Regions from separate parts of the Mus musculus genome. Here all the other regions are linked to region 3. Evidence: chromatin loops called from intact Hi-C (ENCODE). Cell type or tissue: left cerebral cortex. All regions are shown on one strand. Each heading gives the region's core, and the rest is flanking DNA. Links, peaks and the distances in the headings are about the cores only.

Region 1 (8,452 bases), core at 1,932-6,931, 460 kb before region 3:
TAGCAGAATAGATTCAGTGAGAGACCTTGCCTCAAGGTGGAGAGCTATTAAGGAAGACACCTGAAGTTGACTTTTGGTACAAGTATGTATACACACACACACACACACACACATACACACACACACACACACACACACACACACAGAGAGAGAGAGAGAGAGAGAGAGAGAGAGAGAGAGAGAGAGAGAGAGAGAACCACACAACATTTTTTTTCTATATGTATATATCTTCTGGAATTTCATCCAGTCCAGTGAGATATTTTAGTATACTTACATTTCCCTTCTAATTGTAGAAGTTATCCATTCTAGTATTCTTGAAAGGATTGAGAATATGAATCAACATGGTGGAAAGCCTCCCTTCTGTATGCGTTCTTGAGAGGAATGAATATCCTAACACACGAGAGCTCGTCCTAACCTGAGAAACCCGGTGTAGGCAGAAGCGTAGGAACAAAGAGGTGGGAAGAGAAGTACTGTGCACATTTTCTCATCACCTTCTCCCCTTTGTCCCTCTGGTTCCTTTTGAACATTTGTTTCAGGATATCATTGTCTCTGTTTTACACAGCATGAGAGAGGCATGCATGGTAATGAATCCTTTAGATTGCCAGGTTTAAGAATGCTACCTTAGGGTGCAGAGGAGGGTTAGAGGCACTAGATGACCCAGAGAACCTTCTACAGTTCTTCTGTTTCCTTCTTAAGGGCAGACCCAGGGCTTCTAGTCTTATTCTTGAATTATATTTCTTCCCAGTCGTCAGACACAGTGGAATTAGCCAGTCATCCTTGGAGGTTCCTCTCTGTGCTCCCCCTCCCCCCCGGAACCTCATAGTCCTCCTCTTCCTATTCCTCCTTCTCTTCCTTTGGCTGGGTCTTCAATGTATCCAGGTAGGATCAAACTATTATTGATTTTCTTGATTTTGCCTCCTGGGTACTTAGATTACAACCATGTGCCACCATGTGCCACCATGCCCAACCCTGCCAAATAATTTCTGGTTCCCTCTGAAGCACCTTTACACACAAGGCATTTTTTTTTTTGTCTGACAATCACTTCACTGCCTGTGCCAAAGAACCTGTACTGACTAGTTTTATGTCAATTTGACATAAGCTAAAGTCAGCAGAGAAGACGGAGTCTCAGTTGAGAAAATGCATAAGGTCTGGCTGTAGGGAAGATTTTAACTTAGAGACCCATGGGAGAAAGAACAGCCCATTGTGGCTGATGCCATACCTGGGATGACTGGCCTGGTTTTTATAAGAAAGCAGGATGAGTAAGCCATGATGAACAAGCCAGTAAGCAGCACCCCTCCCCCATCATAGTCTCTGCATCCATTCTTGCATCCAAGTTCCTGCATCCAAGTTTCTGCCCTCTGTGAGTTCCTGCACTCACTGCTCTTGCTGATGAACTATCGCATGAACTGTGAGCACAATAAATCCTTCCTTCCCCAAATTACTTTTGGTCATGGTGTTTCATCACAGCAATAGTAACCCTAAATAAGACAAGTTGCTACTAGGAGGAGGATATTGCTGTGGCAGGCCTGACTATGCTGTTGGTTGGTAGGATGAGGATTTTGGACTAGAAAAGCAGTTGTATGCTTAGACCAGGGCTTAATGGGCCATGCCAGGAGGAGTGTTGAAAGCAGTGGCATTGAGAGCAACATAGATTATGATGCCCTGGCTCAAGAGGTTTCAGAGAAGAATGTTGGTAGGCAGCCTAGAGAATATTCTTGTGATAATTTGGCCGAGAATGTACTGCGTTCTCCCTTTGTCTAAAAAAATCTGCTCAAGGCTACATTGAAGTGTTTTTGGCATTGGCAGAGGAGATTTCAAGACAATCTAGTATTGACTCTGCTGTGTGATTGTTAGTGGTCACTCTTACCCAGATCTATAATGAAAAGGATCAAGCTGAACAATGCAAAATGCAAAATGTTCAGTATGAGGAAGAAAGGTCACTGGGAAGTAGAATGGAGATGAATCCAGTGCCCAGAGAGTTAAAAAGTATAAAGAAAAGACTATTTCATACCAAATGGAATAAAAGGAGTGGTGACTTCAGGGCAAGACTCAGTCTAGCTACGTTGCCAACTTGTGAAAATGAATTTAAGAAAAGCTTAAAGAGTGAAGGAAACTGTCGGCAACAGAACACTGATGAGCTTGGCCGCGTCAGCCACATGGTTCTGGCTTTAGAGTCAAGGATAGACCCATGGCTAAGGAAAGCCACTGAGGCCAGCCATGCATTAGGGATATCTTCCCTGCATGGAAGCTCAGAGAGGGCGAGGTCATTGCATGAAGCTGTAAAAGTGAAACCTGGTTTTTGTTGGAGGCCTCAAGATGCTAGAGATGCCAGAGCCATGGGATACTTACCAAGGAGAGCTTCTGACATAGTGGAATCAGCAAATGAGTAAGACGTGTGTCACAGTTAATAAAGCTGAAAGGAGTCGGTGACTGGAAGAACATTTTGACATCAGACATGGAGATACAGAGTTTAGAGTTTGCCCTGATAGTTTTGGGTCTTGCTTTGGTCCAGTATTTTCTCAGTCTTGTAGTTACGGTTTCGATTGCAGTGACAAAACACTATGACCGAAGGAATGTGGGGAGATAGGGATTTATTTATACTTATACTTCCATATTGTTGATCATCACCAAAGGAAGTCAGGACAGGAACTCATACAGGGCAGGAACCTAGAGGCAAGAGCTGATGCAGAGACCACGGAGGGGTGCTGCTTACTGGCTTGCTTCTCATGGCTTGCTCAGCCTGCTTTCTCAAAGAACTCAGGACTACCAGCATAGAGATAGCACCACCCACAATGGTCTGGGCCCTCCTCCATCAGTCAGTAATAAGGAACAATTCTTACAGACCTGCCTACCACACAATCTTATGGAGACATTTTCTTAATTGAGGTTTCCTCCTCGCAAATGGCTTTAGCTTGTGTCAAGTTGACAGGAAACTGCCCAGCACACTCACTGTGTTCCATTTCCCCATTTTGGAATGGTAATGTGTATTCTGTGCCAATGTATATTGGAAGTATGGAATCTGCTCTTTAGTTTTGAGTTTACAGAGAGGCTACAGTTAAGAGAGCATGAGTCTGAGAAGAGACTTTGAAGTTGAGACTCTGAAAGACTATGGGGGCCTTGGAAGCTTGACTAAATGCACTTTGTGTTAAGGCTTGGCTATAAGCCTACAGAAGCCAGAGAGTGGAATGTGATAGTTTAAATAAGAATGGCCTCCATAGGCTTGTATATTTGAATCAGGGCGTGACACTATTTGAGAAGGTTTAGAAGGATTGGGAGGTGTGGCCTTGTTGGAGAAAGTCACTAGGAGTGGGCTTTTGAAGTTTCAAAAGCCCCTGCCAGATTCAGGCTTTCTCACTTCCTGCTGCCTGTAGATCAGAACGTAGCTCTTAGCTACACACTTCCTGCCATGGTGATCATGGACTATACATCTCTGAAACTGTAAGCAAGACACCAAGTAAATGTTTTCCTTTATACCAGTTGCCATGGTCATGGTGTCTCTTTACAACAATGGGATGCTAAGACACTGAGTATATGGATAAACAGTCATCACTCAGATCTAACAGCTCTTTATTTATTTATTTTTTATTAGATATTTTCTTTATATACATTTCAAATGCTATCCTGAAAGTTCCCTATACCCTCTCTCCACCCTGCTCCCCTACCCACCCACTCCTGCTTCTTGGCCCTGGCATTCCCCTGTACTGGGGCATATAAATTTTGCAATACCAAGGGGCCTCTCTTCCCAGTGATGGCCAACTAGGCCATCTTCTGCTACATATGCAGCTAGAGATACGAGCTCTGGGGGTACTGGTTAGTTCACATTGTTGTTCCACCTATAGGGTTGCAGACCCTTTCAGCTTCTTGGGTGCTTTCTCTAGCTCCTCCATTGGGGGGCCATGTGTCCCATCTTATAGATGACTGTGAGCATCCACTTCTGTATTTGCCAGGCACTGGCATAGCCTCATACGAGACAGATATAACAGGGTCCCTTCAGCAAAATCTTTCTGGCATATGCAATAGTGTCTGGGTTTGGTGGCTGATTATGGGATGGATCCACAGTGGCACTACTTTTTAGGAAAAGGAAATAGCCTCAAAGGCAGTCAGTTAGTCAGCTACACAGTGTTATAGCTAGGAGCTGTGGCTCAGGGTTTCAGAACTAACCCGTCTCTTTCCCAGATGTCACACAGCCTCTTACCCTCTCTGTGCTGTCTTGGTGATTACCTGAGAATAGGTCATGCAGCTTGAAGATGAGCCGTCTGCATCTCCTCAGTGCTTAGAACAGCACTTGGCATGGAATGAACATTCAGGAAGAGCTTGTTGGGTAAATGCACAAACAAATAAGTCTCAACAGAGCCCTCCCCACCGCCAGCGGTCCCCTCAACCCCGAGCCAAACACAGACAGTTGGAGGGAGCTGACTTCATTGGTGCCCAAGAACAGCAGCAGCAGATGGTGCTGTCCAGATCTGAAACTTGGTCCCTTTACTCCTGCATGGAGCCTCTCACACTCCACCCTCTTGTCCCTCTCTGAGTTGTCCCTGTTCCAGGAAGGTGGCTAGCTGAAGGCACGGGCCTTCCAGCAGAAAACACCTGGCTGGTCAAAGCCTTTTTGTCTCTGCAATTACCTTCTATTTCCCTCTCCCTCTTCAATTTCATGCAAAGCCAACTGGTATTTCTTTTCAGGCAGCTGAGAACACCAGATGGAAGGGTGGGGGGAGGTGGAGGCAGGGTGTGAGGCAGCGAAGGGACAAGCGGGGCTGTGGATGAGGGGGACCATTAGAAAGCATGTGATGTGGGGACAATGCCAGGCAGGTCAGTGGAGGTAGGGAAGGCAGAAATGGTGGATAAAGCCAGCAGGCACCATATGTGCACATGCACACTAGCAGTACTTTCAACATACCATTAAAACAGAGAAACGTTCTGGTTTCCGTAGCAACAAGGACGAGATCCGTGCCTCAGCCAGTGAAACTTATTGGGGGAAAAGGCATTTGCCTGTTAAGGAGACTGATGAATTGGGGGATAATTATACAGAGTTCTGCCACCATTAACAACCTACAAACACAATTCGGAAAATATTGTAAAGAGTATGGCGGACTGATGAAAATCCCACAGAGGTAGGGGGCGGGAGGGAGGGACAGAAGGCAGAGGGAAGGGGCTACAGGAATGTTCTAGGTAAATACCCCTTCGTGTGAGGTACCATTGGAACCAGCTCATATGTCAGTCTTCAGAGGCCTAAGGTAAGGTGAAGCTGGGTATATCTGTCCCCAATTCTACAGTGCAAGTACGTTGTGTCCTGTTCTCATTTGTGGCTTCAGAAAGTGGGTAGGTGGATATGGAAAGACTAAGTTTGGCAGTAGCGGACTCTGTGACATTTGGACCCTGTGTCTGTGTTTCCTATAGTGTCCAAAGGAACTCTTAGCTGACCCATCAAAGGATAGGACAGTAGAGGAGATTCCTGACACCCGAGTCATGCATTATAGAATCTTGCCTGGAAGAGAAGGAAAACAAACTACAATTATCTTGTCCTCCCGGTAGCAAAGACCCCATGCCAGGTACATATTAACTATTAAATAAAATGCTGCCAGAATGGGCACTGGGGCGATAGGGACTGGGGCTATGGTTCGGTTGGTAAAGTGCTTGTTATGCAAGCATGAGGGCCCGAGTTCACATCTCCAGTGCTCACATATAAAGCCAGACATGGTGCTCTGCGCCTGGAGTCCCAGTGCTGAGGAGACAGATAGGAGCTTGCTGGCCAGCCAGGTTAGCTGCACCAGAGAACTCCAGATTCAATGAGAGACCCTGTTTCAAAACACAAGGTTAAGAGAAGCATGAGAAGACTATCAGTGCCAGTCTCTGGCCTCCACAAACATTTGAATGAAAGTCTATATAAATGGATGGATAGATGACTAAAGGAATGAGCAAATGGATGGATGCATAAGAATCAGGAGAGAGAACCCATGTTCTCACCTCTTACTTCTGGTAACTTAGTGGCAGATTAGACTCTCAGAGGTAGTGTCTCTCCATGAGATATGCATTAGGATTCTGAGACTAGACTGTTCTGTGTCCCAGGGGACCTTTAAGGTCATTTGAATAGTCTCTGTCCTGCGGACATGCCCTGTGGTGTACCATTCTATTGGCTCTGTTGAATTAGAGGGCAGGAGCTGCCCACGGCCTCAGAGCACCCAGGCCAGCTCTCGCTCCTGTGGCTCAGGATTTTGTTCTGAATTCATTTTTCCACTTGCTGATTTTCCTACACTTCCAGGGGCTGCTCTTGGCTGACCCCCACGCTTTCATTTAGAACCACGCTATGTAGCTATCTCCTTGTAGTGGTTTGAATGAGTACCGTCTCCACAGGCTCTTATAGTTTGAATGCTTATTTGTCAGGGAGTGGACATGTTTGGGAAAGATTAGGAGGTGTGGCTTTATTGGAATCGATGTGGCTTTGATAGAGAAGGTGTGTCTCTGGGGGTGGGCTCTGAGATCTCTCTCACTACTTGCAGGATGTAAAGCTGTCAGCTACTGCTTAGTATCACGCATGTCTGCTTCCCTCCATGATAATCATGCATCAACCTTTGGACTCACCATACTTCAGCGAGTACCCCGTCAGCCATACTACTGAAATAAACACATTGCTTTATCAAACTGGACACAGATGGGACCCACTCCTTTGGTCTGCTGTTGGTACCCTACCTTGGGAAAAAAAGACATCTGTTTATGGAAAAGTCACCTAGCAAGTATCTAATTGTCCATTATTTCTCCCTTGGTGCCTATGATTATAGACTTGGGAGTTGTGTCTCTGGGGGAACTTCTTGTTGGTGGCAGCTCCTTCGAGAGAGCCTTGGGCATCAGAGCAATCTGACACCAAAGTGAAAGATGGCCACCTAAAGCCTCTGAGATCAGGCTGAAAGCATCAGGCTCCATCCGAAAGCTGGTCAACTGTGCACCAATTGGCTCCTTGCAGAGCAAATGTACACCGATGCCTGGTGGGACTGAGGATGGGTGTGTCAACTGATGGGAGAGGATGGGAAAGTGAGAGGTGACAGAGCCACCCGCTACTCACAAGCCCTTCCTTGCTTTCATATTCTGGAATTCTGGAAGGAGTTCCCAGGATGTTGAGCAGATTGTTCAAGGTCAAACAGCTAGCCTCTTGACTCCTGGGTCCCAGGATCACTGCAGGTACAGGACACAAGTAGTATAGGTTGATTCCTTTCCCGAAGCAGCTGGTGGGGAAGCAGAGGGGAGAATATGGCCTTGGTGCTGAAGATGGAAGGAGGCCTGGCTCAGAGCAGGGAAAACTTTGTAAGTGTTATTTTGTGAAAGAATTATATTAAACAGATTCTATTCCGACTATCAACAGATTTTCACATTTCCACCTTCCCCCTCCACAATTACCTCCTTCAGCCCCCACCATTCCAAACAGAATGTTTCCTTCCTGCTTGCACTGTAAGACAGCAAAATTGGCTTTCCCTTTAGACTCTACCTCCTGTACAGCACCATCTGGGGCTGCATAGCTTACTCTGTCGCCTTTATTTCTTAAAACATTTTGCTTGTTTTAATAATAATAATAATAATAATAATAATAATAATAATAATAATAATAATAATAATAATAATAATTACTATTATTGGGGATTGAACCTGAGACCTGACTCACACCAGGCAAATGTTCTACCAAGGACCCACATGCCCAGCCTCTTTTCTTTCTTTGAGACGGAGGTCTCAGTAATTTTTCTCAGCTGTCCTGGAACTTGTGGTCCTCCAGCCTTAGCCTCCCAGATAATTGGGATTAGAGGTGTACACCCAATACCAGTCCGCACTCTTTAAAACAAACCTTTCCCAGTTTTGCGCAGTTTCTCTGCTGGCCGCCAGGGGTCGCCCTTGGGCAGGTGGAGCCTCCTCTCCGCAGGGTGCAGGGCGGTTTGCCAGGAATCTGGAGCCGGCTTCTGTGTATATCAGCGCACAACATTAATCAGACGCAGGCTCTGCAGTGCTTTCGAAGGGGAGTAAGGAGCCAGGGTTGGGAAGGAGATTTTGTAAGCAGCCCAGCCAAGGGCCTTCACCTCTTCTACCCTAGGCTCACAGCAAACAGTGCATCCAGGACAGCCACTGGCTCTGGTCCAGGGTGCTACCCTTAGCGCTCAGGGTTGTAATTTACAGAGGGCCTGTGAGTCCTGGGGGGATGGATGTCTGCTGGGCTGTCTTTTTCAGGAGGAGGAGGAGACAGTAGGTCGATGATTCCTTTCTCTCCTTCGTCTTCTTTTTTTTTGCATGCTTCACTCAGACAACCAGGTCCTTGGAAGCAGGCATGGCTGGCTCCCTTGTGCACACAGAGGAAGCTCCGTCTCCTGGTGATTTCTCAGTTGCCCCCATACACCGGGATGGGTATCCAATGGTCTTTGCATGTGCCAGAAAGCCAGACCTCTGCCAGGCTCGTCTCGGATGGGCTCTACAGGAG
Region 2 (8,452 bases), core at 1,979-6,978, 370 kb before region 3:
AAAAAGGCATAGACTAATAATTAACCATGACCTGGGTGCTTGCAGACAGGAATAGGCCTTCCTCACAGAATGGAGATAATTGGCTCAGTCAACATTGTCTAGATTTTGCTGTGATAACAACTATGCCTTAAATCACAGTGTCTTGTAACCCATTCTAAGTTTCTACCCAAGTTTGAGCATTCAATGCTCCCGCATCACCCCCCAGTCTAGTAGAGTTCAGAGAGACAGGATGCAGCACCTCTTGTGGTAGAGGATAAGAGCGTTCTGAAAGATTACTGTGGTAAATTATTCTGCTCAGATGAAATGAGCAAGTCAAGCCGGATTAGGGTATATGTAGGCAGGTTTATTGGGAAATGTCTATGGTTGGGGGTTGGGGGTCACTGGCCCCAAGAAATGAGGCCAGGGAAGTCCCAGGGGGATGGAGACAGGGTAGGGGAAAAGACTGTAAGAGCATGCACACACAGGGAGAGAGAAAATGCAGAGTAGGGAGTCAGGGAGAGAGACCAACATGTCTGTATTATATAGGAAAGAGCTTCAGGGGAGGTAGGGGGGTTAGCCACTGGTCTGGAAAGTTCAGGGTAGAGGGTGGATATGCCAGTTATGGACTGAGGGATGCTGGGAGAATGTGGGGCCAGGTCCTCTTTGGTACGTTAAATATCCACCTCAGCCATTTGTCCTGGGTCTGAATCCCATCATGCGGGTGGCTCTTCAACCTTCGCTCCTGTCTCAATAGGTATTTTGTGTAGCAAGTATTAAATAATTTGGCCAGTAACACAGTCTGTCAGATACTGAAAACTCAAACTGTCCTAACTCTGTCCTAATCTGCCAGCAGGGTATTGATTTCTGCCTTCTGGCTTGGGTAGACAACACTAATGTCTACTCTGCCGTGCTTCCCCAGGATGCTGCCAGAAGTACTTCTAATGTCCACAGTGTTTCAGATCACATCCCGGACTAGAATTCTTCAGTGCCTGTTGGTTGCTTATGCTAGAAAACCTCATATTTTAAAGATGGATTGTGTGGGGGCTGGCAAGCAGGCACTTGCTGCACAAGCCAATGATGACCTGAGTTTCTTGTTCCCTGGAACTCATGGTGGACAAAGACAATGAACTCTGAAAGTTGTCCTTTGACCTCCATATAGACTCTAGGGCATGAGTGTGCACACTCACCTGTGTGTTCACACATGCTCCCCTGCACATGCACCCATATACCCCCCATATGCACATGTGAACAAACATGTGCTCACACATAAATAATAAGGTAGAAATTAAGATGGAGTGTATAGTTTTTGCTATACATCTGTCTCTAGCTATGTCCTTCCCTATCCCACAATATGCTGCACTAATTCTAAATAATCCAAGTTGCCTTAGAAATCCAAATTTCATATCTTCATATTCATTTTTATGGATATCTCTATACATTCTTCTTACCAGCATAGAGGTACCCTCCCTCTCTTTTAATAAGCAAAACATATACCATATCCACTATTAAACTTTGGGTCTCACCTTGCATTGCCTAAAATTATGTATTAGGGAATTGAATTGGCTGGTTTATGTGTCAACTTGACACAAGCTAGAGTCATCAGAGGGGAAGGAGCCTCAATTGAGGACATGCCTCCATGAGATCCAGCTGAAAGGTATTTTCTCAATTGGTAATCTGGAGAGGTTCCAGCCCACTGTGAGTGGTGCCCTCCCTGGGCTGGTTGTCCTGGGTTCTATAGGAAGGCAGATTGAACAAGCCATGTGAAGCAGGCCAGTAAGCAGCATCCCTCCATGGCCTCTGCATTGGATCTTGCCTCAAGGTTCCAGCTCTGCTTGAGTTTCTGTCCTGACTTTCTCCAGTGATTGAATAGGATCTGGAAGTGTAAGATAAATATACCATTTCCTCCCCAATATGCTTTTTGGCCATGGTGATTCTTCACAGCAGTAGAAACCCTAAGACAGTAACACTAGCAACTGGCTCCTTGGTGTGTCTACTGCATCTTATGAAGGAACAGTTTTCAAATGTTTCCTGATTGTGTCCTAATAAGAAATATATCTCATACTACAATCTGGATCAGAACTGCACACATATATGTATATATACATGCATGCATATAAACACACATGAGAAAAAATATATTATGAAATAATATCTACCTTTACAACATGATAACTTTTTATTTTTGCCATTCTGTTCTGTCTTCTTTACATAAGGCTGTTAGGTCTGACCAAATTGGTTTCATGACTCACTATTAGACTGTGTTCTGTGACTGAGCAAACTCTGCCTCATGACATAGATCTTAAGAATCGGAAGTAAAAATAGAAGTGGACAGCCATGGGCGATTCTGTGACATGTCCTGAATTAAATGTGCACACACTAAGTGACAGCACACACTTAGCCAGCATATGCACGGGAGAGAAACACTCTAAAATGCTTGTGTGTGAACAGGGAGAAGAGCGGGAATGTGGTGGGGATATGAAGGTAAAGAAATAGATAAATGGATCAAGTAACCCGTCAAGGAAAGCCCTTGCAGGCCAGTGACAGTGGGGGTAATGTCTCTGTACTCAGTAAAACTAAGAGTTTATTGTTATGGCAACTTCTGTGGTAATACCTGAGAGTGTTCTCTGCGTTCTGCTGCTTCATTCAGATGGATATATGTGCGGTGGTCACTTGGGGTATGTAGTCCTCCCTGAACCTGTGGATTCATGCTTTTAACAGTTCCGGAAAGGCCTCAGCATGGCCTCATCCCCTGTTGCCTCTCTTCATCCACTCCGATTCTGCTCTCTGAGCTCTGATTAGACATTTTAGACATCGTCCCTTTTCTGCATCACTCCTTCCAGTTCCCATTTCCTCGACTCTCTGTGAGTCTTATGAGTAATTTCTTCAGTTCTGGTTTGTGAATTCTGCCCGTCGCTGTGAGCAGACTGAGCTGTGTAACACAGCCTTTGGGCTGTCGAGCATTTTGTCTTTCAGCATTGATAGTCTTCACTTGTGAAAGTCATTTGGTTTCTTCATCGTAGCAGCTTCTCACAATGTCTCAACATTGTGGTCCCTCCCTCCCTTCATTTCTATAAATAACTTACACTCTACTATCCCACCTTCCACACTGGGTCTGCACGCCACTGCAGTGGGGAGGCATGGTGGGATTAAGGGTCAGGGACGTAGCAGAGGTTCCTCATGTCTTAGCAGATCAGAAAGTGAGGATGGGATTTTACTAGACCCCTCAAGATTCACCCCTAGTGGTCTACATCCATCAGCCAAGACACCTCTCAGAGTAAGCATCAGGGCTTTAAATGCTCTAGAACACGAGCCTACAGGGATATTTGATAATTTAAATTATTTAACAGTAGGGTTTTCTTGGCCACTCAGCAGTGAGGTAGTGGGGCTCCTGACTTCCATTCTCCCTGAGTGTCTTCAGCTTTATTCCCTGTTCAATGATGGATATCCTGCTGGAACTCAACCTCAAAGGAGCTGGTGACTCCAGCACCACCTTTAACTTAACTGGAGCTTTGTTCTATAATTCCACACCAGCACAGAAAGCAATTTCCCACTCAGACTCTCTCCTGTGTAAACAGGAGGTATCATCCAGTTCTACAGTGAGTCCAGCTTCACCTTGGTCCAGTTGTTCTCTGAGGAATAGGGAGAGGCTGGAAGCCTCAAGCACTTCTTTCTGGCCAGTCTTTCTAGGCCTGTGCCTGGGACAGGAGTGGGGTGGTGTCTGCTTGACCCTGGTCCTATATGACCTGATTCTCAATTACAGTGGCTTTGCTTTGTGAGCTAGGGTTTTCATGCTGTTAATCTCTGGGAATCCAGAAGTCCTAAGTGAAAAGCCATTTAGGATCTCTTTTCTCGAGAGCATCTGCCTGTTCTTGCTCTAGGAGACGGTCTCCTCCTCCTCAGTGGCTATGAGTTCTTTGGAGACTTGCAAGCATCTCAGGCTTAATATCTCCATATTATTACTGTTCCTCGGTTAATATCCCCACAGCGATATGCCATCAGGATTTGCCCTTAGGGCAGGCATTCTTACCCTCTCAATTACCTTGAATTTCCCACGCCCACCAGCCAACTCACCCTTTAGGGGGCGGTAGTGATCATTGGTTTAAATTGGTCTTGGAGATTTCTTTCAAGTTCAGTATAAAGTGTATCTTATTTGGGATCTAATTGTTTAATCAGTTGACATTTTCAAGGTATCTAATCAGCTATTTGACAGTAAATGAATCTTCACAAAGATCCATGTTCCCTTTCTATACTATTAGCTTTTTAGGAAAAAAAAAAAAAGTGCACACCATCAAAACCTGAAACAGTAATAGATAAGAGATGGCATCCCAACATGTTTGCTGAGGGATGGCTCCGTGGTTAAGAGCAGTTGCTGCTCTTGCAGAGGATCTGAGTTCATCCCCTAGCCCATGTTGGGTGGCTCACAACCATCTGTAACCCCAGCCCCAAGGAACCCTAAACCTGTTTCTGCCTTCCATCGGCACCCAGACCTCCACAAATACACACAAATAAAATGAAATGTTTTTAAAATATTCATTTAAAAAATCATGGTGTCATAAAACCTTTATCCCTCAAAATACTACCAGGGCCATCTCTACTTATATAACAAATATCCATGGACTGAGTGCTTGGCCTTTGAGATTTATTTCCTGGATTTCTAACTTCAAGAGGAAAAGAGGCAGAACAGTTGGACTCGTTGGGGTCCTTTGTCTCCCGGCCAGTCTCACCCTTAGGAGCGGTAGAGATAGTTATCATCGTGAAGCTGGAAATGCGGTGACGTCATGCTGAGCCTCAGGGATGCAATCGAGATAGATTAAATACTTCTATTACTCAACTCTTAGCACTCTTGGGATCCAGAGTCCTCCGTGGTTCTCTGCTTCAGACACTCTGAGCTGTCCTGCATTTCCTGTTTCCCCAGCAAAACGGAGCTGCCTGTAGCTATGTGGCAGGGATTGGCAGGATTCCAATGGCAGGGATTGGCAGGATTCCAATGGGGTATTATCACCAGGCTCATGGTGCTTAGTAATCAATTAGGCTTATTCATTAGTGTTGTTAACTCTTTCCCTCCAGCACCACCTGGGATCAGTTTCAGGGCAGTGGACAGATGTGTTCCAGATGTTCATAAGGCCATCTTGTGAGTTTTCTTCATTCCATCTAGGCAGGCTGGGAAGATGCCTGGGCTAGGGAGAAAAGGTTGGGCTGTCGGGGATGGAAAGACAGGTAGAACAGAGAATGAACAGGCGTTGAGAAGCCATGTTAGACAGGCCCGGTGTTAATAAATGTTGGTTTGCAGAGAACAAGGCACCCAGCGGAGGTGGGGTGGGGGGAGACAGAGAGAGAGAGAGAGAGAGAGAGAGAGAGAGAGAGAGAGAGAGAGAGAGAGAGAGAGAGAGAGAGAGAGAGAGAGAGAGAGAGACAGAGAGACAGAGAGACAGAGAGACAGAGAGACAGAGAGACAGAGAGAGAGAGAGAGAGAGAGAGAGAGAGAGAGAGAGAGAGAGAGAGAGAGAGGGCAGACTCTGGCCTTCTCCCCTGCCCCTCCCACAGTCTGATGAGCACATTCCACCCTCACACTGAGGAGCGCTGGTAGGTTGCATCGCGACATGATCAACTCCTCTCATTGTCGTCTGGGAAGTAGGGGGCTGTGCACATCTACGTGAGTCACACATCGCTATGGTACAGCACTAGGGATAGCTTCGGTAGAATAGAGAATTGACCGTTTTCAACCGGCCTTTGGGCAGATTCACTCTCAGTCTGTTACGAGTGTGTTTTCCTGGCTTCGCTAGGAAGGTCTACGCCCAGTCCATGCCTTCCCGCTGACCAGAGCCTATCGGTAACCCAGGCCACACAGGACAGACAGCATTGCTCCATTCTCACGACCTACTCTGTAGTCAGTCTGTGGCTGCCTTTCCAGAGCTTTCTTCCGCTGTTCTTCAGAGAAACAGATGGAGAGTGGGCGAGAGCCAAACAGCGCAGGCGCAGCTCTGCCTGGAATCTGGACATCCGCGGTAATTATCATAATAAAAATATAATTCTCACCAGTTGGCGGAGGTTTGCTGGGGGTGGGGGGTGGATTTTAACCCTTGCAACAGCTCTATTGACATCGCAGCACCAGGGCTCCCACTGTACAGACGTAGGACACGTCTAGATCCAGGCCTTATGATGGGCGGAAGTCACACAGTCCAATGAACTGGTTGTTTGACACTTCCTGTTCGAGCCCTCACTTACCTGTTGTGTAGGAAGCACTCATCTTTGTGGAGTCTGCAGAAGCAGAAGCTGAAGAGATGGAGGCATATTGAGGGAAAGGCTGCAGGGGGCAGTCGCCCATTGTTAGCTCCGCCCCTTTTACAGGATACATTTACCTACTACAGTTTGGGACTGAGGCTAATACCAAGCAAACATTCCCGATCGAAGCTTGAATTTGGGCTTCCCAGGGCATCTTTAGGACTTAAATATAATGTATTCCATGGGAACAGAATTTTTTTTGAAGCAAGTTTTTGATGACTCTATGCTGGTAACTTATGGTAGAAAATTAGGTAACGCGTATACTCAGGTGCCATTTCTGCCTCTTTCGGACAAGAGGAATCTGCCTTTCTGTGGCTAAAGGAAAAACCCATTTAGTCCTCAATGTCAGCTTTCCTTGGAGCAAGATGGCCCCTGAGAGCAGGGACTCAAACACAGGAAAGTGAACGTCAGGGACACCAGTGGCTGCGTTTGCAGTAGACAAAGACCTTGCTTAGGGGCATTTTCCCTGCAGGCTTTCTCTACCTGGGGAGTCCACCCCATTATTCTCCAGGAAAAGTCTGGCAGAAGGCTCAGGGCAAGTGTACCCTCAGGCTACTTTCTCACTGGAAGGATGGGTGGGGGGAGTCCCTTATATTTGCAAAAGAGACTCTTAGAGCAAGTGGAAGCCTCAGGGCTGTGAGGAATGAAAGTGACAGATCATGGGATGCCTTGCTTGATTCCCGCACTACTGTAAAGGCCTAGTGGCTGGACTCCTGCATGATTCCTGGGCCCTTTAAAAGACGGCTTTGGCTTAGTCATCTCCTACCAGCTCCCTTAACAAGGAGCTTAGCGGGGAGACAACTGTTGCTTAAATGAACCAGCAAATAGGCAAAGTAAAACCTGACTCAGAGAAAGCGAGGAACAAGCTGTGGGGAAAGTCTTTGTGCTATTTTTAATCACATTTTTCTGCATCTACTGAATTTCTCTATCCCCAGACCTGTGCACAGAAGCCTATCAAAACAAAATATATTCTCTTCCTTAGCCCAGCTTCTCAGAAGGCTGAAGCAGGAGAATAGTAAGTTCACAGTGAAATACACAGTGGATGCAATAAGTCTGGGCATCTTAGTGAAATTCTATCTACAACCAACACAGAGGTCTGGGAATAGACTAGGGTTTAGTGGTGAAGTGCCTGCCGATGGTGTAAGACCTAAATTTAGTCTCCAGCAAAGCAACCCCACATACACACAAACACACACGAAACTGCAACAGTTAGAGAGACCCCTGGAGACGGCAAGAAGCTGAGAGTCGGATTAGACTTAGTCTACACGGAAAGGCCGGACCCTATTTCACTCTGGTCAGTAGGACCCAAGATGAGGGTGACAGGCAGACTTGGGTACAGAGGAGCTTGGGGAGTGTCCTGCCAAGGTGGCCCTGAAAGCACTCTCAGAAGCATCCCCTTCGGGCACATGAAGGTCCAGCACCTTTCACACTTTAAAAAGAGAGGATTCAAAGCCAGACCTAAGTTCAAAGACAACATAAACATCTCTGTGTAAGTTATTATTGTTTTTTTTTTAAGTCTAAAATGGGCCAGGACCTGCTGGTTTCTGTGTCCAGGAATAGGCAGAGTCAGCCAGAGGCTTCAAGAGTTACAGAATATCAAACACGAAGGGGTTCTCTCTAGAGGAATCCTAAGGCCCAGGGAAGGGCAAAGGAGGGCACCACTCATGCCATGAGGCTTACAAAGTGTTACTGGATTATTTCCGGCATTTGAATGGGGGTGGGGGGCAGGTCTGTCGTAGTCAAGACTGGGGAAGGAAAGCAACCCAGAGCTCTTCTTGGTGTCTCAAGGCCGAGGGTGTCTTGTCTAAGACAAGCAATATGGGCTCCTGTTTTATAGTGGGAATCTGAGAGGGCTGTGTAGGAGAGTTCACAAAACTCTTAAACCAAAATGGATATAGGGAGAGGAGGAAAGAGGGAGGGAGGGAGGGAGGGAGAGAGAGAGGCAGAGAGAGAGAGTGAGTGAGACAGAGAGAAACACAATCAAGAGCAGAGGCTAGTGAACATTAGCGTTGAAACTACAACAGAAGTTTCCAGAACTGATGACAAACTGAAAAACTGAAAATCTCACCTAGACATGCTACGCTGAGATCAAAGAAAAAAAGTGAAAAGGATTTTCTTTTAGATCCACAAGAGAATCTCTCTTCAGAACGACCCCTGCTCCACTGGCTGACCACTCAAAAATGACCAATAC
Region 3 (5,000 bases), core at 1-5,000:
TCATCTCTTGCTGAACTGAGAATCCACTGATAGGCTAGACTGGCTGCAGCAAGCTCAGCTTCTTTTCCTCCAAGTGCTGGGGTACCAATATGCAGCACCACATCTTGATTTATGTGTGCTAAGGATCTGAACTCTGGTCTTCACGCTTGTGTAGCAAGCGTTTTACAAACAGAGTCATTTCCTCAAGCCTCGTCTAATGCCTCTATAATGGTTACCCTTGAGTTCTTCAGTTGATTCGTACATTTATCATCACGCAGTAGCTCTCCACTTTATCCATGCCATGGAATAGAAGCCTTGGGATTGGGAATGTTCAAACTCCCTCTGGTCACCTGGGGCTCAGAACAGCATAATCCAGTTTCTGGCTATTCACTCATTAGCTGTAAAGCCACAGCATGCTGCTCTAACTCTCTGGAGTGGCCAAGTGGTAGATGCGAGGGTGCCTGACAAACCATAAGAAGACTATAAATCTTGTTATTACAGTAATGATGGCGATTAGTCCTGTTAAAAGCACGGTGTGCTCATTCCTTCAGCAGAGTCTGTGAAACCATGACACAAATATAGACTCAGATGGTCATTGTTTCTCAAGGTGGGAGGACCCAGCGCTGCGCTTGCTGCTGGGAACAGAGGAGGCTGGGAGTAAAAGGCTTAAGAAATGTAAACTGTGTTCCTGTTTATTAATGGCTCAAGATGAGAGCTTTGTGGCATAAAATGGAAAACTGTAATAACAGAGAATCTGGCATCCATAGAAACATACCTCTGTAGGCCTCTCTTCTCCTGGGCATGGGAGAATGCGGTCCCCAGCCCTTTCATAACTGCTACTAATGTAGCATCGTGGGTGAGCGGCCACCTGCATTATTAGAGACCAGGAACTCTAAGGGGCAGGAGTGTGTGCATTTTATTCTCTACTTGCAAAGCAAGCAGCATGGCTGACCCCTGGGAGACAGTGGTTAGAGAATGAATGGATGAACAAATAACTGACTGTTAGACCAACTTGAATTATCTCCGTTTTCCTTTCACTCAGCAGCCCATGGCTGTTGAAGACACTCTAAGAACAGCACACCCAGTAGCCCTCCTAAAATCGTGTGTAGAAAGTGGTTGACATCAGAGAGGAGGAGTTGGTGCAATTTCCAGGAGACTGGGAATTGCTTTACATCGTGAGAACCGACCTTTGGTTTCCTGATGCTCTATCACTTAACGAACCCACAAAGTGTTGCCACCCTTTCCTGTGCAACTGAGTGCTTGCCTTACTTACACTAGACAAATAAAGAACAAATCAGAGTTTTAGATATCAAGACATATTATATTGTCTTGCATGTGCTTTAATCCATCCTGAAGTGTAGCTGTCAGTTTCCATGGAGTCCCTTATTTGTAATCTGAGAGCCAGCTTGGATTGTTCAAACCTGTGTTAGCACTGTACAGGCCATTACCAGATTCTAAAATAGTCAACAGTCTCCAGCTCTCTATGTCTCTGTTTCCGTCTCTCTCTCTCATCTCTCTGGTTGTCTCTGTCTCCCTGTCTCTCTCAAAACAAAGAACTGAAGAGAACAAATGACTTAGTTTAAAGCCATGATTATAAACCGTCTCCTAACTCCACCGGTTTGCCCAGCCATTCTGATCCACCCCTGAACTGGGGGCCTTTCTTCCTTTGTTCTTTTAATCGTTGTTTGTTTAAATGCTTTGGAGTAAGGTATCAAGTAGCCTAGGGTAGTTTTGAACTTGCTAGCTATCCAAGGTTGCTTTTGAGTTCCTAATCCTCCTGCCTCTATAGACTGAAAGATGACAAGAGCCACCACATCCAGCCTTGTACCTCTAATCTGATGTCACTCTTGATGTCACTCTTGACTGTCCTAGATTTGGATCATGATAACGATTTCCAAAGCCAGATAACTCAAGGGCCAAGAATAATTTATTCATGGAGAGACAATCTTGGAGGAACAGGGAAGGACTTGCTATTACTGAGAAAGATAAAGAAGATGGGGGGGGGGAGCTCAGTTTTCAGAAGAAAGTGAAACACAGAGGTGCAGGGCACAAGCAGAGAAGACTGCTTCCCACTTCCCTTTTTTTTTCACGAACTTCCAGAAAAGAGATGGCTGAAGGAATGGAGGGTGGATTTGGAGACTACTCCTCTGTGAGAGGATTCACTCCGGCTGCTGAGGGGAAATAACCTACAGGATAAGAGAGAGACAGAGAGAAGGCAGGAGTGGGGTGGGCGAGACAAAGAGGAAGACATATGGGGAGGGGGGTGGGAGGAGATGAGTGAGGAGTAGAGAACATGCTATGGGCGGCAGCAACACTGTTGGAAACATAAGAACCGCCCCCGGAGACGAAATGCCAGCGTCTCTGGGCAGAATCGAAATTGTCAGCGCACACATTCTTGCTCGGAGAAATAGTCACTTTTCTTTTCCTTTCAAGATGACTTCCTCTTTCAGCCTCAATAAAACCTTCTGATAGAAACTGGTGGAGCTTCAGCCCCACCATTCTTGGCCCCTTCCCTGGCATTTCAGCTCAGATCCCATAGCAAGGGAAATTCAAGAACAAGTAAGAGCCTGGATTTCATATAAACTCGCATCTTACAAGATGAGAATGGAAGAAATGCATCTCTCCCAAAAGGACGAGGAAAATATCATCGTTAATGATCATACTTTCTAAATATAATTCCCCACTCACTTCTCAGTTATTAACGCCAATAGGAACAGAGGCAGTGCCATAAAACAAGTAAAATTAGATAATAATAGCAAAGCTGACTGTGCTGTGAACACTCTCTTCAAGGGCCCTCTGCAAGGAGCTTTGGTGTGTTCTCATTTAACAGATAAGAAGGGCAGTGTGATACAGTTAGTGTTGCCTCTGCGGAACAGCTGGGGAACCAAGTTCACAGAGGTTAGGTAACTGGCCACAGCTCTGGGTTAACAGGTGCAGGAACCAGGATGGCGAGGAGTCCCTGTGGCTTCTAGTCCTGTACAAAAGGCTCTAAATCTTATTTTAGCCAACAGTTGAATGTTAAACTCTTTCCTCACCAACTTTTTCTTGTACCTGGTGACTGGGGATTGTTTTAAAACCTTTCAGTCCCTTTAATTTCTTCCTTATGCTATGTAAACAAATTAAGGTGATCAAAAACTAGATGCTGCCTGATTTAAAAACCATAAACAATCAACTTGTGGTTAATGATAGCTGCATAAAAGAGAAGAAAAATTAAGAAGGCACATGACCGCATAATGTCCACCTTATATACCATATCAGACACCACTCTTTTTCCTTAATGGCTTTAAAAAGCTATGCCCCGATTCAGCTGGTGACCACAGTCTCCATCAGGCCTGTGACTTTTGCTCAACACTGTCCGCACTCTCCCGCTCCCATGGTTGTGAATGCTGGGGAATTCAGCTTGAATCACACCTTCCTCTTCTCAGCATGCTCTCCTGAGAGAGCTCATCTTCTCTCAGCTCGGCGGCCGACAGCCGTGCCAACTCTACACTGATGAATCTGGAAGTTCACATTCATAGCTGTAGGCACTGCAAGGCAACCGCAGGAGCCGGTACAGCTTCAGCTTAGAATCAGCTGCATCTTGTGTGAGAAACAGGCTCCAGTGTCAATCGCTCTCCCTCATGTGTTTCCTTATTAGTCATCTAAGAGCCGGCTTTGATTGTTCAAGCCTGTGTTAGCAGTATATAGGCCATTACCAGATTCTAAAATAGTCAACGTTCTCCAGCTATCTTTGTGACCCCCAACTGGTCCTTGTTTCTTCACACGTAGGATATTTACCAAAAGCTTCTCAATCTGTCTCTGTCTCTCTGTGTCTGTCTGTCTTTCTCTCTGCAAAAAAAATAAGCCAAGCCCTAGAGAGAATAAATGACTTGATTTAAAACTACAAAATTAAAATGATTAGAAGCCAACTCCCAAGATGGTTCCTTGCCAGTATATCCTGTTGTCTGTGAAAAGAACAAGGCTCTTCTACTGTGATCCATCCTCATTTGTCATCTCTTCTCCCCAGTTCCACTAAGATATGTTGATAGCAACATGACCCTCTCTGTCAAGTTTTGAGTTTAAATCTTTGGTCATGTGATTATTCCCACTTGGAGAAATATCAGCTTCTTAGCTATTTTTATTCCGCATCCTTTGAAGTCTAGGATGAGGACCACTGCCTACACGTTCTCCAAGCAGTTCCAGGGCTTTAACTTCAGCGATACAGACAGTCCCCGCCTCTATAGCACAAGAGCCATGCCACCCCTTTGAAACACTTCACTGTGATCTGTCTCTCACACTTTTACTCAATATGTTTGTGTGGGCGGGCTTTGCTTCCTGAACTGAACTTGACTTGTGAAGTAAATTCGATTGTGTCTTTTCTATTGTGCTGTCTTTTACACTGAGGACAGCTCTGGGCTAGAGTAGATACTTCACCATTTGTTTAAAATAAAAAGAATCAGAGAATAGAACCTGACATCAAGTCTTCAATAATATAGAACACCAAAAACCCAGAGGAAATCGAGTCCATAGGTAATGTAAAGCTTAATTTCACAATTAGCTTCAATTAACTCACTCATTCAAGAAACCCAGAATGGGTTGCTCCAAGCATCCTGCTGATGTGGAGCCAACCATCCAGGCACAGAAAGAGTCATGTATGTAAAGGTTAGTCAGAGTTGTGGGTAAAATGAGAAAAAGTGGATGGATCCCAGATGAAGTCAGTTAGAGACATAGTAAAATTCAGGAACTGAGAGAGGTGAATGGAGGAGAAGGAGGATTCAAAGAATGGCAATGGGACTCCCAACTCAGGCAAAGAAAGGAGAGCATGCTGTTTCTGGAGGCAGAGAAAAGCAGCCGGCATTCATGAGGTCTTCCATGAATTTTCAAGCATCGGGGTGGTGAACAGTTCCGTGGTTGGAACTGTGTCAGAGTTTGCAGCCCCCAGGCCACTGAAGGTTTGTTTCATGACTGTCACCCTGCTGAACTGCAAAGAGTTTTTCTCAAAAAGCGCTCCCACAAGAGGCCCAAGAGGAGGACGGTGCTGC
Region 4 (5,000 bases), core at 1-5,000, 71 kb before region 3:
GAGACCAGAGCTCTTCCTCATGTGAGAGAGCTTTTCTGCAACAGTATGGTGAGCTTTCTTCAGATCAAGGAATATGAGACGGAGAAAGAGTAATCCAAGAGAGGAGTTCATCGTACAAGTTCATCTCAAAAGCAGCAGCACACCATCTCTTCTGGCTTATCCCATGCCTGCTACTCTAAGCTCCGCCCCCATCTCTTCTGGCTTATCCCATGCCTGCATCTCTAAGCTCCGCCACCATCTCTTCTGGCTTATCCCATGCCTGCATCTCTAAGCTCCGCCCCCATCTCTTCTGGCTTATCCCATGCCTGCATCTCTAAGCTCCGCCCCCATCTCTTCTGGCTTATCCCATGCCTGTATCTCTAAGCTCCGCCCCCATCCCTTCTGGCTTATCCCATTCCTGCATCTCCAAGCTCCGCCCCCATCTCTTCTGGCTTAGCCCATGCCTGCATCTCTAAGCTACGCCCCCATCTCTTCTGGCTTATCCCATTCCTGCATCTCCAAGCTCCGCCCACACTTGGAAGCAGGCTGAGCTAGAACTTTGGTAAGAGCAGGGGCCATGTCCAGGGAGTATCTCATTGCAGCATGCTCCTCATAGTCTTCCCTGCCTCTTGACCTTCTTATCCCTTCTGCTAAGTGCACACAGTCCTTGAGAGAGAGAGAGTGAGCTGTCACATTCGCCTTGATTTTTCTCTTAGCCTCTGATGCAGGGGTCTCTATGACTGAGTCCTTCACCTATGTCTGCGGACTTAGACTAAAGCTGACTGCATGCTGACAGCACAGGGGGGTAAAGGCCAGACTCTCACAGACTGCAGAAAAGCCAGTCGGGATGGATTTGTCTGTGCTCTGAAATGTGGCTACATGATCCTTGTGGTTCTCTGAAGAACCAGTTCCACTCTGAGATGGAATGCTTCTAACTTCAGGAGTAGGATGTGGGAGAATCTAAAATGCCACTTTCCTGGAACAGAGAGAGACTAGGCCCTCCCCTCACATCCTTATTTAGAACTTGCACAAATATACAAGCAATTAATGCCATTACCTTCTTCCTTTCTATCTGGAGCGCTGAACTAACACACTCTCTCTCTCTCTCTCTCTCTCTCTCTCTCTCTCTCTCTCTCTCTCTCTCTCTCTCTCTCTCTCCCTTCCTCCCTTAATCGCTGTCAGTTTTTTTTTTTTCATTTTACATTTAAGATGTGACGGCATTTTCCTATTCTAAGGGGAGTGGGGTTTTTGTTTTTATTTATTTTTCTGTTGTTTGTCTGTTTGTTTTTAATTCTACACTTCTTTCTCTTACTCCCCACCAACATACCTTTTTGAGCCCTCCTTACTCTTGGTTGAAGCCTTCTCCTCTGGGCCCACTGGTACTTTTGGATCACTCCAAATCCTCTTGCAACGCTTTAAGGTGTTAAATGGTGGCATATTGTTTCTATATTTTGTTGCCTGAGAAATAGAGGGGCCTTCACCCAGTGTCTATTGTTTTCTAAGGTGAAATGGGAGACTTAGTGTATTACAGACTGAGGTGGTTCAGACTTCGAAGACATAGCACAGAAGTCTCAGTCGCCCTCTAGAGACCTCAAGATGAACTGCAGGGAGGCACCAAAAGGCCAGATAAACTGGGTACCCCTTAATCCCAGTGTGCCCTTTCCCAAGGCACACATTTTAGCTCTTAAACAAGGAATGGGTGCTTTCTGAAATCTTCTCTGTTCTTGGAGATGACTCTCCAGTGTCTCCAGGGGTGGAAATGGAGAACGTGTAGTGCAGCCAAAGGAGACTGCTCTCCTTAGCTCCAGAAGGGCGATAGTCCGCTGCTGCTGCTGCTCTCTCTGATATTTAGAAGATTCTGAAATCCAGAATTCTACAGAAATCTGAATCCTTAAGTGCTAGGAGCCAATTTAACCTTTAGATGTCCCATCTTTCCTATAGGACACACAGATCACATCTATGATCTAAAAACAGACAGAGAACTTCCTGTTTTATATCCATCTGCACCACGTCCCTGTGTAAGGTCACATTGGGATGCTACAGGGTCAAGTGAGGACAAGTAAAAAAGTGACATAATTGCCATAATTAACAGTCAGGAAAGAAAGCCAAAAGATGTCATGTTCGCTTATGACAGCAGATTAGAGAGGCAACTTACCATACATAGCTCGTAGTGAACAATGAACATTCATGCTTTGTTGGGAAACGCAAGCATAAATATTGAAATGGTTACAAAAATTCATCTCATTCTCTATGGGCTAGCCACAGCATAACAACAAAAGGAGATCAAATATTAACACCACATTGCTCCGTTCCATGGGTAGGAATGTGCCTGAAGTCTCGGCACAACAGCTTTATAAAATTTCAGCAGAGGGTCTATCGGCATAATTTTAAAAAATTAAATGTTTACTTGAAGTCAGTCATGGTTTAAACTTTCCCCAAATAATGTTTCACAATTGGTACACATACAAGTAGCAACTTTCTCTATGAATAATCGCATTTCCAGGAGGCCCTTTGAGGCTGGGACCATATGGCTCAGAGCCACCGCATCCTGGCTCACGGTTCCCAGAGCACTTGGTATTATATTCATTCATTTGCTCATGTGTTAGCTCCCTAGCCCCGCCCACCAGGAAATGAGCTCCCTGAAGCCAGGGAAGGGGTCAGTTTTGTTCAAAACTGCCCTCCCCTGGTCTCTGCCAATCCCTAGAAGAGTGCTTGGTGCATTCATCTTCTGTGGGCCACTTAGAGTCTCCTAGAGCCACTGGGACAGGTCTTAACTCTTTCCTGCTGGGCTGATGGCTTTCTTCTCTCCTTTATGAAAGGATAAAGATTTGGTCTTCTTTTAAAGCTTAATGGCTGGGAGATAAAATGAGAGTAGGGGACAGAAGCAGCGCAGCAGCTTAAGTATCTATTAAACAGATACTTCCCCCCGGGAAAAGAAATGTCTGTTATAAACCATCCCTGGGTTTTATAGGTTAAGCCTCGGATGACCGGACTTCATCTCTAGAGCTTCCTGGTAGAATCTGAGAGTTAGCACTCCCCAGAGGTTCCAGGGTGGAGCCAAAGCTCATGCCCAGTCACACTGTGGGAATGTTAATGTCTGTGGGCCACAAAACACTATGTACGTATCAGGTGTTGCTGTAACTCAGTCTCCCTCTTCGCCAACATTTCCTTTATATGCAACCCTGAATCTGGCTTTGTCTTTTATCATTAAACAATGTTCTCCTGTGGAAGGAATTCCTTTATGGTTATAAGCCGGTCTATCCACCGCAGATGGAAGAAGCCATAAAGGGGAGTCCTTTATGACCAACCACAAAGTTGTGGTTTATTACAATGAAACAGGATCCAAGTATATCAAAGAGCACAAGGACACGCTCTGAGGTTTCATAAATAGGTGTGCCTCCTTATGTGCTTCGGCTGCTATTGAAAGGCTACTGAGAGGCCACAGAATGCTTAGTCTAAACAGTATTTCCAATACTCCCGTGACTCTGTGTAGCCCTCGGACTGCTGGAGACTTGATCTGCCATGATCTTGCTACTCATTAGTATTTGAACTGTGAAAGTCCATGAGCAAAAAGTCATATCAAACCTAGGTCCTCAAAAATACTAGACAAGTGATCAATCCCTCAACTATATCCTGTTTCCCAGAAGTCATCTCAGAATGACAGGAGAAAGGATGCTCATTATCAATTTGGGGGTTTGTTTGTTTGTTTGTTTGTTTGTTTTGAGACAGGGTCTCAAGTAACCTATGTTGGCATGGAATGTGCTACATACCCAAGGATGACCTTGGACTGCTGATCTTCTGGCTTCTGCCTCTCAAATGTGGAGAATAGAGCCACATGTCCTCATGGTGGCTTGTTCAGTCATCATCAAGTACATGAACAATTTCATTTGCTGCTTCCTAGCTTTGGTCTTGGTTCAAGACCAAATTGAATTTGTTCTTAGTGTGTGTTTCTATGTGTATAAGGGGTCATTTTCTTCTTTTCTAGAATCTGATTCAGTTGTATCATTTGTTTAAACTGTGTTCAAATGCAATCATAGTGGACACATTTATGATAAACCTTGGTACATGACAGGTACTATATTAAGAATTTCCCATGAACTAAAACTCATTTGATGCTTACAGCAACAATTTAAAGGAAGGCACTGTTACTCTCCCCATTTGATAGATGAAGAAACTGAGGTACAAAAAAGATGGACCAGAGAGAGATCCCAGGGATATTGAGGGAGGTTGGTTGTAATTATCCTGGAATGTAGTCTGAGTGGAGAGAGGTGAGGGCTGGGAAAGGAAGGCAGAGCGGGCCAGCTTTGAATGTTGTGACCTGGACACTGCAGTGAGAAGCAGGGCCGGCCTAGTTCTAGTTGCTCTCATGTGTATGTGGTGTTCCTATGTGGGCCTGTGAGTCTGAGTGTGAAGGCCAGAGATGAAGCTTGGGGATACTCTTTCATGATTTCCCAGCTTAGCTTTTGATATTGGGTCTCCCATTAAACATGGCCCTTGCCAACTTGCCAACTTAGCTAGACTCTCTGGCCAAAGAGCTGTAGGGGTTCACCTGTCCCCACTGATCCACCTACCTACCTAGTGCTGGACACACACACAAAGATGCTAGGACCATCCTGTTTTGTGGGTTTCAGGCATCCAAATTCAGTTCCTTCTGATTTGTGCAACCAGCATAACATTTTTTGTGCACTGAGCCACCCACTGCAACGCTTTTGCAATGTAGGTGTACCAACTATACTGCTTAGAGTTTAAGCATTGAAATACTGTCCTCCTTAAAATGCCATATATATTAAAATTTTTCATATCATACTGTAAATATGAGCTATGTTATTTGCTTAAAGTGAAAGACAGATATCTAAATAGATAAATGATTATTGAAATTAAAAATTCCCATCCCTGTTAAATTAACTAATGTCGAGCATCTGAAGCCCACAGCTCAGGAAATACCGATATAGCAATGATGAATCACCACTGACTGCTGCTTCTTGGTTTCTTTCATCTCTATATTTTAACTTAACCAACCT

The links. Hi-C counts contacts between places; a loop is a spot of excess contacts. Peaks named below come from ENCODE experiments on the same cell type or tissue, not always from the same donor. Only the 100,000 strongest peaks of a DNase experiment are listed, where the experiment ranks them.
Region 1: a loop joins it to region 3, with 6 times the contacts of the local background. A loop is called at or near these places in 6 of 42 quality-filtered maps.
Region 2: it touches region 3 in a loop (4-fold over the local background); 2 of 42 quality-filtered maps call a loop at or near these places.
Region 4: it touches region 3 in a loop (5-fold over the local background); 2 of 42 quality-filtered maps call a loop at or near these places.

What each region holds. Positions count from the first base shown.
Region 1 is chr6:135,436,897-135,445,348 of GRCm38, forward strand. No RefSeq gene overlaps it. Among named protein-coding and RNA genes, the nearest start is that of Emp1, 78 kb to the left of the region's middle. In left cerebral cortex, for the core only: no CTCF peak of the experiment used is centred there; DNase peaks (open chromatin) are centred at 4,503 and 4,717; H3K27ac peaks cover 1,884 bases.
Region 2 is chr6:135,521,044-135,529,495 of GRCm38, forward strand. Gm25136 (a long non-coding RNA gene) reads left to right here and starts at 5,500. Exons shown (of 2, transcript XR_001785388.2): 1 at 5,500-5,984. In left cerebral cortex, for the core only: a CTCF peak has its summit at 4,043; DNase peaks (open chromatin) are centred at 2,299, 4,917, 5,634 and 5,928; H3K27ac peaks cover 2,358 bases.
Region 3 is chr6:135,897,130-135,902,129 of GRCm38, forward strand. The region is part of intron 5 of Grin2b (glutamate receptor, ionotropic, NMDA2B (epsilon 2)); the gene reads right to left. Among named protein-coding and RNA genes, the nearest start is that of Gm14330, 47 kb to the left of the region's middle. In left cerebral cortex, for the core only: no CTCF peak of the experiment used is centred there; DNase peaks (open chromatin) are centred at 2,301, 3,478 and 4,208; H3K27ac peaks cover 4,671 bases.
Region 4 is chr6:135,826,588-135,831,587 of GRCm38, forward strand. All of the region lies in intron 6 of Grin2b (glutamate receptor, ionotropic, NMDA2B (epsilon 2)), which reads right to left. Among named protein-coding and RNA genes, the nearest start is that of Gm14330, 23 kb to the right of the region's middle. In left cerebral cortex, for the core only: a CTCF peak has its summit at 1,569; DNase peaks (open chromatin) are centred at 479, 908, 1,562, 2,549 and 2 more places; H3K27ac peaks cover 4,828 bases.